Regions from separate parts of the Homo sapiens genome. Here region 1 is linked to region 2. Evidence: chromatin loops called from intact Hi-C (ENCODE). Cell type or tissue: Caco-2. All regions are shown on one strand. Links, peaks and the distances in the headings refer to the core of each region. The heading gives the core; the rest is flanking DNA. Region 1 holds the start of LOC105378521 (a long non-coding RNA gene). Region 2 holds the start of LOC105378519 (a long non-coding RNA gene).

What was found. Peaks named below come from ENCODE experiments on the same cell type or tissue, not always from the same donor. Only the 100,000 strongest peaks of a DNase experiment are listed, where the experiment ranks them.
Region 1: it touches region 2 in a loop (7-fold over the local background); 2 of 110 quality-filtered maps call a loop at or near these places.

What each region holds. Positions count from the first base shown.
Region 1 is chr10:121,074,666-121,080,039 of GRCh38, reverse strand. LOC105378521 (a long non-coding RNA gene) reads left to right here and starts at 2,564. Exons shown (of 4, transcript XR_001747611.2): 1 at 2,564-2,641; 2 at 3,620-3,734. In Caco-2, for the core only: no CTCF peak of the experiment used is centred there; DNase peaks (open chromatin) are centred at 1,099 and 2,539.
Region 2 is chr10:120,976,732-120,982,105 of GRCh38, reverse strand. It overlaps LOC105378519 (a long non-coding RNA gene), which reads left to right and starts at 453. Exons shown (of 3, transcript XR_001747609.2): 1 at 453-887; 2 at 1,350-1,454. In Caco-2, for the core only: no CTCF peak of the experiment used is centred there; DNase peaks (open chromatin) are centred at 265, 2,145, 2,545, 3,215 and 1 weaker place; H3K4me3 peaks cover 2,485 bases.

The DNA of each region.
Region 1 (5,374 bases), core at 103-5,102, 98 kb before region 2:
AGCTTGCAACTTTAATCTGCAGTCCCCTTTCAGTCATACTTAACAGATTGCTTTTAGGCATGTGTTAGCTATCCCAGATCCCAAGTGAGAGGAAGTGGCCCTACTTTCTCAGTACTGTACATAGATAGAGCTGGTTTTTCTGTTGCAGCAAGTTCTGAGGGCATGATCATTTATAGGATGATGAAGCTTGCCTATTTTCCTGCACTGGGTTAAAGGGCTACTTCTTTATTTCCAAATCTTCCAGCAATACCTGGAAAAACTACTGGAAATTTGTTTCAAAGACTTGTGATTGTACCAATCCTTCTATTCTTTAAAAAACTGAAGATACTAGGAGAATTGTTATTTCTTTATGCAGAGGAGGCATTCCATCTTGTAATGATGATATCGAAAGACAGACAAGAAAGCGATATCCTTTCAAAGGTATCTGGTCTGAAGAGGTACCTAAACTAGACATTATCTGGGCCCTATTTCTCTCTCAGGGGAGAGGTGGCTCTCCTGCTCCCACAGGGTATGTGGCTTACCCCCAAGAGGCGCTGAGCAGCTGCGCCCAGGGCTCTTTCTGGACTTTATCAAGTACAAGGGGCAAAGTATGTAAACAGCACATGTAATTGCAACTGCGGTTATTACCCCAAGTCAACCTGATCTTGCAGCAACCTGATCACTGGAGCCTTCCTTCACACAATCCAGAGACTCGGTCACCCCATGTCACCTCAGGCTGTGGGCCTAGGCTTGATGATGATGATGAGATTAACGCCATTTGCTTAGTTTAACGTAGGATTTGTGCTGGCTCTTATTAGATCAGCACCACTTGATGGTTACAAGGCTTTTTTCCAATGATGATTCTTGGAAATCACTTGAAACGGCTGACTCCGAGGCTGTATGAGGCTGTATGAGGCTGGACCTGAGAGGGCAGTGAGGAGGAGAGAAGCAGGCAGCATCCTTCAAAGCAGCTGAACTAGCCTGCTCCCTGGGCAGGGTGTGAGGGGCCACGCCTAGACGGGACGGGGTGAATCAGCTTGCTGCTTCTCAAGCCTCAGAGGTCCTGGAGCAGGGCCAGCAAAAGGAATGAAAATGATGGAGAGGTTGTCAAGGTGTGGGGTGAGCACTGGCAGGCAAGACAGATCAGGTCTTTGCGTCTGGAATGATGAAGACCCAGGGAATGTGGATCTAAGCCCAGGAATGTGCGAAGGGGGCAGGTATGGCCCTGCTCAAATGCCAGAAAACTACTAGGAAGAAGGAGCAGCCTGTGAAACTGGAAAGAGTAAACTGTGAGATAGTTAACTCACATAGCTGCCTTCATGCCGGGCATGTGTCACATCTGGGAAATACCCGAAAGAAAGGCCGAGGTCCTCAATGCTGAGAGCCCTGAGCCCAAGACAAGGTGTGGTGCGTAAGATCCTACATAAGCAAAGAAGCTCATGAGTGACAGCTTCCTTCTTCCAGCATCTACGGAGCGCTCCTCCCACCTAGGTGCTGTGATCAGTGCTGGGGACAGACAGGTGAAAGGATTCAGTGCTATGATCAGTGCTGGGGACAGACAGGTGAAAGGATTCAGTCCACACCATCAAAGAGCTGGCAGATGATCAAAAAACATTATTATCCTTGCTACTGTGGAGTTGTGTATAAGATATAGTGGGAGTATAGGAGAATGAGCGTCTGAATGAATCCAGGGTAGAGAGAATCACAGGGGGTGCAGGAAAGCACCCGATTGAGATTTGCTAGATGGAGATTTGCCAGGTGAGTTTGGCTTATTCAGTAAACCAACATCATTTGCATTCCGTTCTCTGGCCCTGCTCCAGGACCTTTGAAGCTTCCCTGAGGAACATCAAGCTGATTCACCCCCTCCCCTCTAGGCATGGCCCCTCACACCCTGCCCGGGGAGCAGGCTGGTTCAGCTGCTTTGAAGGATGCTACCCGCTTCTCTCCTTCTCCTCGCCTCCCTCTCAGGTCCAGCCTCACACAGAACCTCAGATTTGGCCGTTTCAAGTGATTTCCAAGACGGCATCCTAAACTTATTCAATAATGGGAATAACTCTCATTTTTCTGTGTACTTACTAAGTGCCAGGCACAGTGCTGGGTAGTATAACAAAGGATAGAATAGAATGCTAATAGATAGTATAATAGGGGTGTAGTGTGGTGGATAGTATTAGATAGTACAATAGAGAGTGGTGTAGTGTAGCATAGCGTAGTGTAGTGTTGTGTCATATAGTATGCTATAGTATAATAGGAGGTTGGAGACAAGATTTGAGCCAGGACTTATCTGTTCTCAAAGCCTGACCCTTCACCACGATAGCACATGCCTTTTCTATGTATAGCATTAGTCCCAAAGACAGCAACAGGAGTTGAGCACGTGCTGGGACATTAGCAATGATTTCAGGACATCTGAGCGTTTTTCCCAGGGTTTGGGGCTGGCATCCTAAACTACAGCTGCGTCCTCCAATGAACTGTCTTCACTGCCATGGGTAAGAAAACCCAGCAGGGGTGTCTAGGCCCTGGCTACGCAGACCTCACATTCCAAACTTTACGAAACCTCCCCAGGCAGTTGGGCTTGTGCAATCCCCTTCTTCACATGCAATCAGCGTTGCTGAAAGCAGCTGTCCAGGTCTCTTGTCGCTTAAATTCCACTTCTCCTTGGAGCGGGGTGAGCAATTTTCTCCTTTCTCATCCTTAAACCCAAGTAGTGAATGGTGGGGTGGAGTTGGAGGTGGGGAGGGGTCCACCTCCACATCTTGCTTTCCTCCAATATCGAGACTTGGCCATTGAAACATTTTTGCTACTGGCTCCTCCAGGGATTTAGAAACTGGAGAAGATGAGGCTGTTAGAAAATGAAAAATGATGAGCAGAAGCAATTTTCCTCATGGGCTCTGGCCCCAAAAGGAGCATCAGTCTGTGCTTTGGATGCAGATCCTTGTCTGTTCTGTTCTTGATTTATTCCTGCAAATCTGCCCAAGTGCAGTTAAAGTTAATGAAAAAGAGGAGAGCAGAGAGCAGGGATCCACAGGGCTGAGACACTGACAGTGCGAGGCACTCAGGCTGGAGCTCCTGGGCAGCCTGGGCTGGAGGTCACAGTCTGCATAGAACATGCCATTCTTATTGGGAATACCATGTCTGTGCCAAGGCCCGTCACAAGGACCTGTCGGGTAAATAAAGCTGCACCTGCCCAGGCCTCAGGGAAAACTCTGTGAACTCTCTCTCCCTGACTTTATCATGGGTCATTCAAAATGGGAAGAGGATTTTGGAAACTGTGTCCAAGGTTGAAGGGGGAGGAGCAGCAGACAGCGATGTTCGTGTCTGCTGGAGAGGCAATCATGCCTCTCCAGTTATGTCCATCTTTGAACAGATTTGGATTTTCCCTTGAAGCTGGGCTGGATCCTGACTTCCTCATATTGCCAGAGTTAGACAAATAATGAGTGTGATTAGAGAAGACTGGAAGATTAGAGCTCGCACACCTGGGCTCTGACTGCAGGCCCTTTGCATCTCTCACCTGGTCTCCTTACTGCATCTCGGCCCCCCAGCTGCCTTCACTTGGGCTCCCTCAAAGCCACCACCTGAAGGCAGTAGCCAATGCAAGTACCCACGTGACTGTGTGGCTCAAAATCCTGTGCTCCTCATGCCACAGGATGAAGTCTGAGATCTCGAATGTGGCCTCTGAGGCCCCATAAGATCAGGCCCTGCTTTGTGTCCTGATGCCAAGGTCCTCAATGCTGAGAGCCCTGAGCCCAAGACAAGGTGTGGTGAGTAAGATCCTACATAAGCAAAGAAGCTCATGAGTGATGGCTTCCTTCTTCCAGCATCTACGGAGCGCTCCTCCCAGCTAGGTGTTGTGATCAGTGTGGGGGACAGTTGAGGCCTCTCTGTCACCTCCCTCCCACCTGGTCCTCCCTCCAGCCTAGCCCAAATGTTGGAGCTTCCTGCCTCTTCCCTCTGGCCATGTCTCTGGCTTCAGCCCATGCCTTCCCCTACACCTGAAGTGCTTCTTATACCTCTGCTCCTGCCCAGCCCTTCTTCATCCTTGCATATCTGGCTCCCAATGACTCTTCCCCTAAGAAGCCCTCTGAGTCTCTGCCCAGGCCTTCATCCTTGCATATCTGGCTCCCAATGACTCTTTCCCTAAGAAGCCCTCTGAGTCTCTGCCCAGGCCCCTCTTCTGTTCCCACAGGGCTCCTTCGTCTGTGCCTCCATAACGTGCTGTGCACAACTTTATAACAACTCAGCACAGTGAATTCAAACATCCCTTGATTACCTGCCCAGAACTGGCACTCTGCAAATGTTTATGAAAGGACTAAGGGAAGGAAGGGAGAGAAGGAAGGAGAGAAGAAGGGAGGAAGAGAGGGAGTAAAGGGGAGAGAGAAGGGAGAAAGGGAGAGAGGAACAGAGGCGGGAAGGAGAGGAAAAAGAGAGCGCCGTCTCTTCACTCTACCGTAACCTTATTTAAGACAGGGATTATTGCCATCCGTTTCTATATTCCCACAGTGGCCAGAGCAATCCTAATAAAACACGAGTCAAACCGGGTTGCTCAGAGTGAAGGGTCCTGGTGATAAGCTACAAGGCCCTGACTGGGCTGGGCTGGCCCTGGCCCTGGGATGTTTCTCCTCTGCAGCTCTGGCCTCCCTGCTTCAGCCTCACTGGCCTCCTGCTGAGCAGAAGTTCTGCCTTCTCAGTGGAGACCATGCCACTCCCAAGGGTACACAAGTTGGCTCTTGAGGGCAAAAAGTATCTTACTTTTTAACATTTATAAAGCACAGATATACACACAGTAAATGAACGGATATATGATGTATCTACGGCTTTAAAATGTCATGAGGGGGCAATTAGCGAAAATAAAAACGTGTAAAAGAACTCCATAAGAGGGCAATAAGAAAAAGATTGAGAAACATTGCTTAGGAATGCCGGAAACCAACTGACCTCAGGGTCTTTGCACTCGCGGCATCCTTGCTTAGATGTCTCTTTCTTCGAATCCTTGCCTGGCTCACTCTCTCACCTCCTTCACTCCCATTTACAAATAGGATTCTTGGCTGGGCGTGATGGCTCATGCCTGTAATTCCAGCACTTTGGGAGGCCAAGACGGGCGGATCACCTGAGGTCAGGAGTTCGAGACCAGCCTGGCCAACATGGCAAAAACCCCATCTCTACTAAAAATACAAAAATTAGCCAGATGTCATGGCGCATGCCTGTAATCCCAGCTACTTCGGAAGCTGAGGCAGGAGAATCACTTGAACCTGGGAAGTGGAGGTTGCAGCAACCCAAGATCGTGCCACTGCACTCCAGCCTGGGAGACAGAGCATGACTCCATCTCAAACCAAACAAAAAACCCAAATAGCATTCTTTGGCAAGGCCTTCCCTGGTCACTGTGTCTGAATAGCAACCTTTCAGA
Region 2 (5,374 bases), core at 234-5,233:
GAGCGAATTGAGCCCAAAGCAGGGGCTCAAGTTTCTCTCAGCCTTCCTTTGCTTACAGCCCTGAGGGGATCCTGGCTGGGTGCTATTTCCAGGAGGGTCTCTCCCTCAGCAGGGAAAGGAGAGCAGGATTTGCAGAAGCTCCAGTTGGAGACAGAGCCCTGGGGGCGGGGGTTGGTGGATAGGGGTAGGCACTTGGCTTAAGCCAGATCTGAACTGTTTCCTTCTATCCTGCTCCTGGGGCAGGAGGCCCCCTGCAAGGCCCTAACTATACTGATCTTATCTCCTCCTGGGGAATTTTCCCACAGGGAGGCAGGAAAGGTCAGCAGTGTGTCCTGAGAGCCCTAAGGCAGGCCCACCCACTTCTACCACATGAGTGCTTTGGGAGAGGTACTGGAGGCCACACCTGTAAACCCAATAGGTCCTTTTAATACATACCAGGGAGCTGCAACTGGGGGATGCCACCGTGGTGCTGGGCCTGCAAGGGAGCCCCCAGGAGACTCTATTAAGCTCCCATTTGACAAGTTTTAAAACTGGCCCAACCCAGGCATGTGCACAGGATCAGAAGCCCCATCTCTCTAAATTACTAGGTTGAAATGCCACATCTTAACGACTCATGCACCGTCCACACTACTGCTGCGGTATCTGTGTCCCACCAGGGCTGTGTTTGATTTTTTAAATGAACTCGATTTGTTTTATTGTTTTGTAATTTGAACATGTAGAGATGGAGGTAAATAGAAAACCGGCATCTGTGTATTACACATAGAAAGTCACCATAAAAATAAACACAATGAATACTCTTCAGCAAAGGGAATGAAAAATCTACAACTACATACCACTGAACACAAATGGAAATCACCAACAGGTTGAGGGAGAGAAGCTGAGCCCAGGTGAGTCCATTTAAATGACTGATGGAAAACTAAACGCAGGCAAAATTATCTTCTGTTGGGAGTTAGGAGAGTGGCTGCCCTTCTGGAAGGAGGGATAGAGAGTGGAAAGGGATGGGGGAGGGGCTTCCCGGAGCCCAGAAAAATTCTGTTTTGTGAATTCAAAATTAGCAAATTCTGTTTCTCCATCTGGGTGCTGGTTTCACAGGTTGTTCAGTTTGTGATGATTCACTCCGTTTTACATCCAGTTAACATCACGGATGGTGCTAAACTTCAAAATAAAAAAAAATTAAAAGTTAAGTAGAAGGGAGTTAACACACTACGGTGCGTATTAAATTCTGGCCAGAAACCAGGGTCAGTTTAGGGCCTGAGGTCTGCTCTCCTCTTTTAAGAAAAGGCTGAACAGGTGCGCAGCAGGGGTCAAAGCCTGTGCTGGCCACGTTTTCTGCTCCTCCTCCTCCTCAGGTTTGGAGGGGCATTGGAAAGGAAATGACTTTCTCACTGTGCAATGCCAGGCTTTGTTCAAGCATTTGGGAAAACAATGAGGAGGCAGCTTATTCCCAGCTCCAGGTAAGTGATTAAAATGTGATAAGGGTGGGGAGCTGGGGCAGACAGAGGGGTGAGAGGTGGGCACCTGAGGGTGGGGGGCGTCAGCATATGTCAGAGTCTGGGGATGCCTCAGTGCTGGGGTTGAGTGGGGTGGGGAGGGGCGCTCCAAAGAGCCTGGGGATGCCCATGTCACAACCCTGGCAGAAGGAGGAAGCACTGCGGAGGCCCCACATTCGCAGGGGACCACAGGCCAGGTGCGCGTGGATTTGCGTGGTTTACTCGGATTTCAGGTCGGGCCTAGAAAGTAAACTAATGCTTTCACCTTCCCAGGGCAAGGGGAGCCTGTGGAAAGCACTCAGTTCCCCAGTTGGTGCCTCCTCGGTGACCACTCCCTCCTTTCTCACGCTCCCACCCTGAGCTTCAGCAGAAACCCCCTTCTGCAAGGATGGCCCGGAGCCCCAACTCCATAGCAACCCACGACAGCCCTGAACCCGTCCGACCCCCATAGGGCCCCTCAGCCCCCAAGGGCTGAGCCAGGGCCTCCCGGCGACCCTCTGCACCCCCCTCAGGCGGGCCTCCTCTGGGCGGGTTTAGTATTAAGCGTTAATGATTAAATGGGGGTTCTCCATTAACCCCGCAGCGGGCCTTTGTCTGTGGACTGCCTAGGCCTCCTCCTTTGAAATGCCACATAAAAATGATAGATGTCCTTCTCTCCCTCCCGGGATCAGCGGGCCCTGTTTCCCTTTAAAGTTGCAGTGGGCAACACAAGGGCGAGGCTTGTTTAAACACAGAAGCGCGAGGCCGACCCAGGGCTGCGCAGGAACGGCCGGGCGGGGCGGGGCGGGCGGGCAGGCAGAGTTAAGCGCGCGGCGGCAGCAGGGACGCGGGGAGCGGCTCGCGGTAGGGACACGTGGGACCGCGCCGGCTGCACCCGGGTGCGGGGCTGCGCGCTTAGGGCCTGAGAACATTCGGAGACCGGTAAGACCCGTCTCTTTGCCGAGGTTCGCGTCGATGGCGAATAATGACATCGACTCCGAGAGTGCTGAACCTGTCCACGCGGCGGAAGGAGTTGCAATGAGAAGTGAACGAGAAAGCGTGTAGAAAGGGTGTGGGCGTGGCTTGTGCGTTAGGCGAGCTGTTCACCTGCACTGCTCAACGCGCGGTCCAGGCGCCGGCAGCATCCGCACCTCCTGGCAGGCTGCTGCAAAGGCGGGTCTCAGGCGGCTGCATCAGGGCTGCACGTTAATTCGGTCCCTAGGCGACTTGTGTGCGCAGTAGTTTGAGAAGCCCGGTCTATGTAACCAGTGGCTCTAGTAACAATAGGAATAATACTGGCTAATATGTATCGAGTGCCTAGCGTGAGTCCAGCACTGTTTTAAGCACCTTACAAAACTGTCCTGTTTAATCCTTATGACATGACAGGTGCAGCATGTTGCTGACGAGAAGGTTGAGGTCCGCAGAGGTTTGGTGCTTTGTCAGAGATTACACAGCTGATGATTAGAAGCCCAGGCTACCATAGGCTCGCATACGAGCACGAGTGCAGAAGCCCCTTCTAGGTTAGCCCTGGTGTGTGTGTCACTTCAAGTTGGAAACTGTCCTTTGAAATAATCAGGGGCCAAATCTTGTCTGCTTAACGTGCACCCAGCTGAGATGGATCAGTAGGAAGCTCACTTGGCTCAAGAAGACGCACTCCTCCTGCCTCCCACCTCAGTCTGCTGGAGATAAACATGTGGCATGTCTCCTCTCCACCGTGCAGTGTTTAGAAAGGAACATCAGTGCTGATGGAACCCACCCCCACCGCACACATACCCTCAGGTCCGCCGTGGCCCCATGAAAGGGTTAACTTAGGGCTCCCTCACTACATAAATCTGTGTTTATCTGCTGCAAAGTAAGCTATTTAGGTTTCTGATTTACAATCCTTGGTTTTCATAAAAGTCAGTCATTCCCAGTAAAAGAATGTGGGTTAGATTTATAGGATCTGCGTTAATCTTTAAAGCCCAAAGCCGGTCTATGACTCACCCTCTGTAATGTTCTTGCTCTAGTCCGGAGATATTCATGTGTAAAGAGAAAGAGTCGGATCTCTGCCCTGAAAAATAAGACTTTTGGGGGGAACTAATTATAATGGCGTCAATTGTACTACGCTTGTAAATTTGCCGTCAGCGGGCCCCCCGGAGCCTGTATTCCAGGGGTTTTATTCCTCAGTAAAATGTGCTCTGGTTTGCAGTTTGGCATATAAGACCTCCACTGGTATGAGCCAATGTTTTTTTCTACCAAATTATTAGAAATAAACAGCCCACCAGTGGAAAGGCAGCAAAATTATAAGCAAGGAAAATAAATCTTGGAATGTTTGCATTTGGCGATTTTAATAAAGTCAGTCACTTAGCCCAGCAGCCCAACTGGCTAAATGGAGCTGTCCTGGTATTTTTACTTTAATTTGAGTTTGTGTTTTGCCAGTGTGAAATGGGGTCAAGGCAAGACACCATGGAAAAAGGCTTTGATGTCTCCTTGAAAAATATCTTGCACTGTGACTTCATGATACTTAGTGTCCTCTCCCCTTCCCCACCCTCAGCCTCCAGCTTGAAGAGCTGAACGTCTAACCCATGACCATCACACGTAATAAAATATCGCCGTCATCAACAATCCTCTTTCCAACTCCCTCCCCTTCCCCAGTGAAGTCAGAATTCAGGCCAGAATCTTACAATGTGAAATACAAATGCTGATCAAGATAACATAATATTATTAAAGGGGACGGAGGAGACCGGCCTTTTAAACTTTCTCCAAAGTAAAGCCAAGGTGAGAGGCCCAAGTGCGAGAGGAGAGAAGGGAAGGAAGGTTGTATGGATTGGGCTGATGGCCAGTCCAAATAGAACTGGTTTAGGAGGTGAAGATTTAGCGGTGGGTGGACAAATGGAGAGCAATGGATTGGGAAGGATGGCAGAGAGCAATGATCCCAGAATAAAAGCCAGTGCTCCCTCACCAAATGTATGAAAGAGAAAGATGTGATTATATTTGCAAGAGCCTTAATTTAGTCTTAACAAGGGTAATGTGAAAGACTTTGACATTTTCGCTCTTGGTTGGGGGTCAGGAAATGTTTACTACAGATCTACAAGGTGTAGCTCAAGGCCCCAGGACACATAGACTAACGTGACATACCTTAACTTTTTCCCAGACCAATGAGAAAGCAGATGAGTGGACAGAGGATTTTAGTACAAGTACGCAGTGCATACAGAATGCTTCAAATCTACCATGTGTAACCCATTAATATTTCAATGTAAACAATGAAATCCTGTTGGGCCTTTTTTTTTTTTTTTTTTTGAGACGGAGTCTTGCTGTGTTGCCAGGCTGGAGTGCAGTGGCACGATCTCGGCTCACTGCAACCTCCGCCTCCTTGGTTCAAGCAATTCTCCTGCTTCAGCCTCCCGAGTAGCTGGGACTACAGGGGTGCACCACCATGCCCAGCTAATTTTTGTATTTTTAGTAGAGACAGGGTTTCACCATGTTGGCCAGGATGGTCTCAATCCCTTGACCTCGTGATCCACCCACCTCGGCCTCCCAAAGTGCTGGGATTACAGGCGTAAGCCACTGTGCCTGGCCCTGTTGGGCTTTTAACTCACCTCCTCCTTCACCTCAGTGCAGGGCATTGTGGTAGGTAGGCCCTTTGGGAGCCCTCAAAGATGAGCAATGTGTGCCTGCCCTGACTGAGTTCAGTGGGACAAGGAAGATACATGCAATATACCATGTAGAAAATGATAAGGGCAATGCACGGAGAAATTATGTGTGAGTCTGGAGACCAGGGAAGGCTTCAGGGAAGAGGTAGTGTTTCTATGGCTCTCAAAGGCTCAGTAGGAGTTTGACATGTAAAGGTAAGGAGCAAGAATAACCCAGAGAAAGAAGAATGAATAACAACAGTTAGGAGTAGGAGGGTGCTGGCTTGTTTGGAA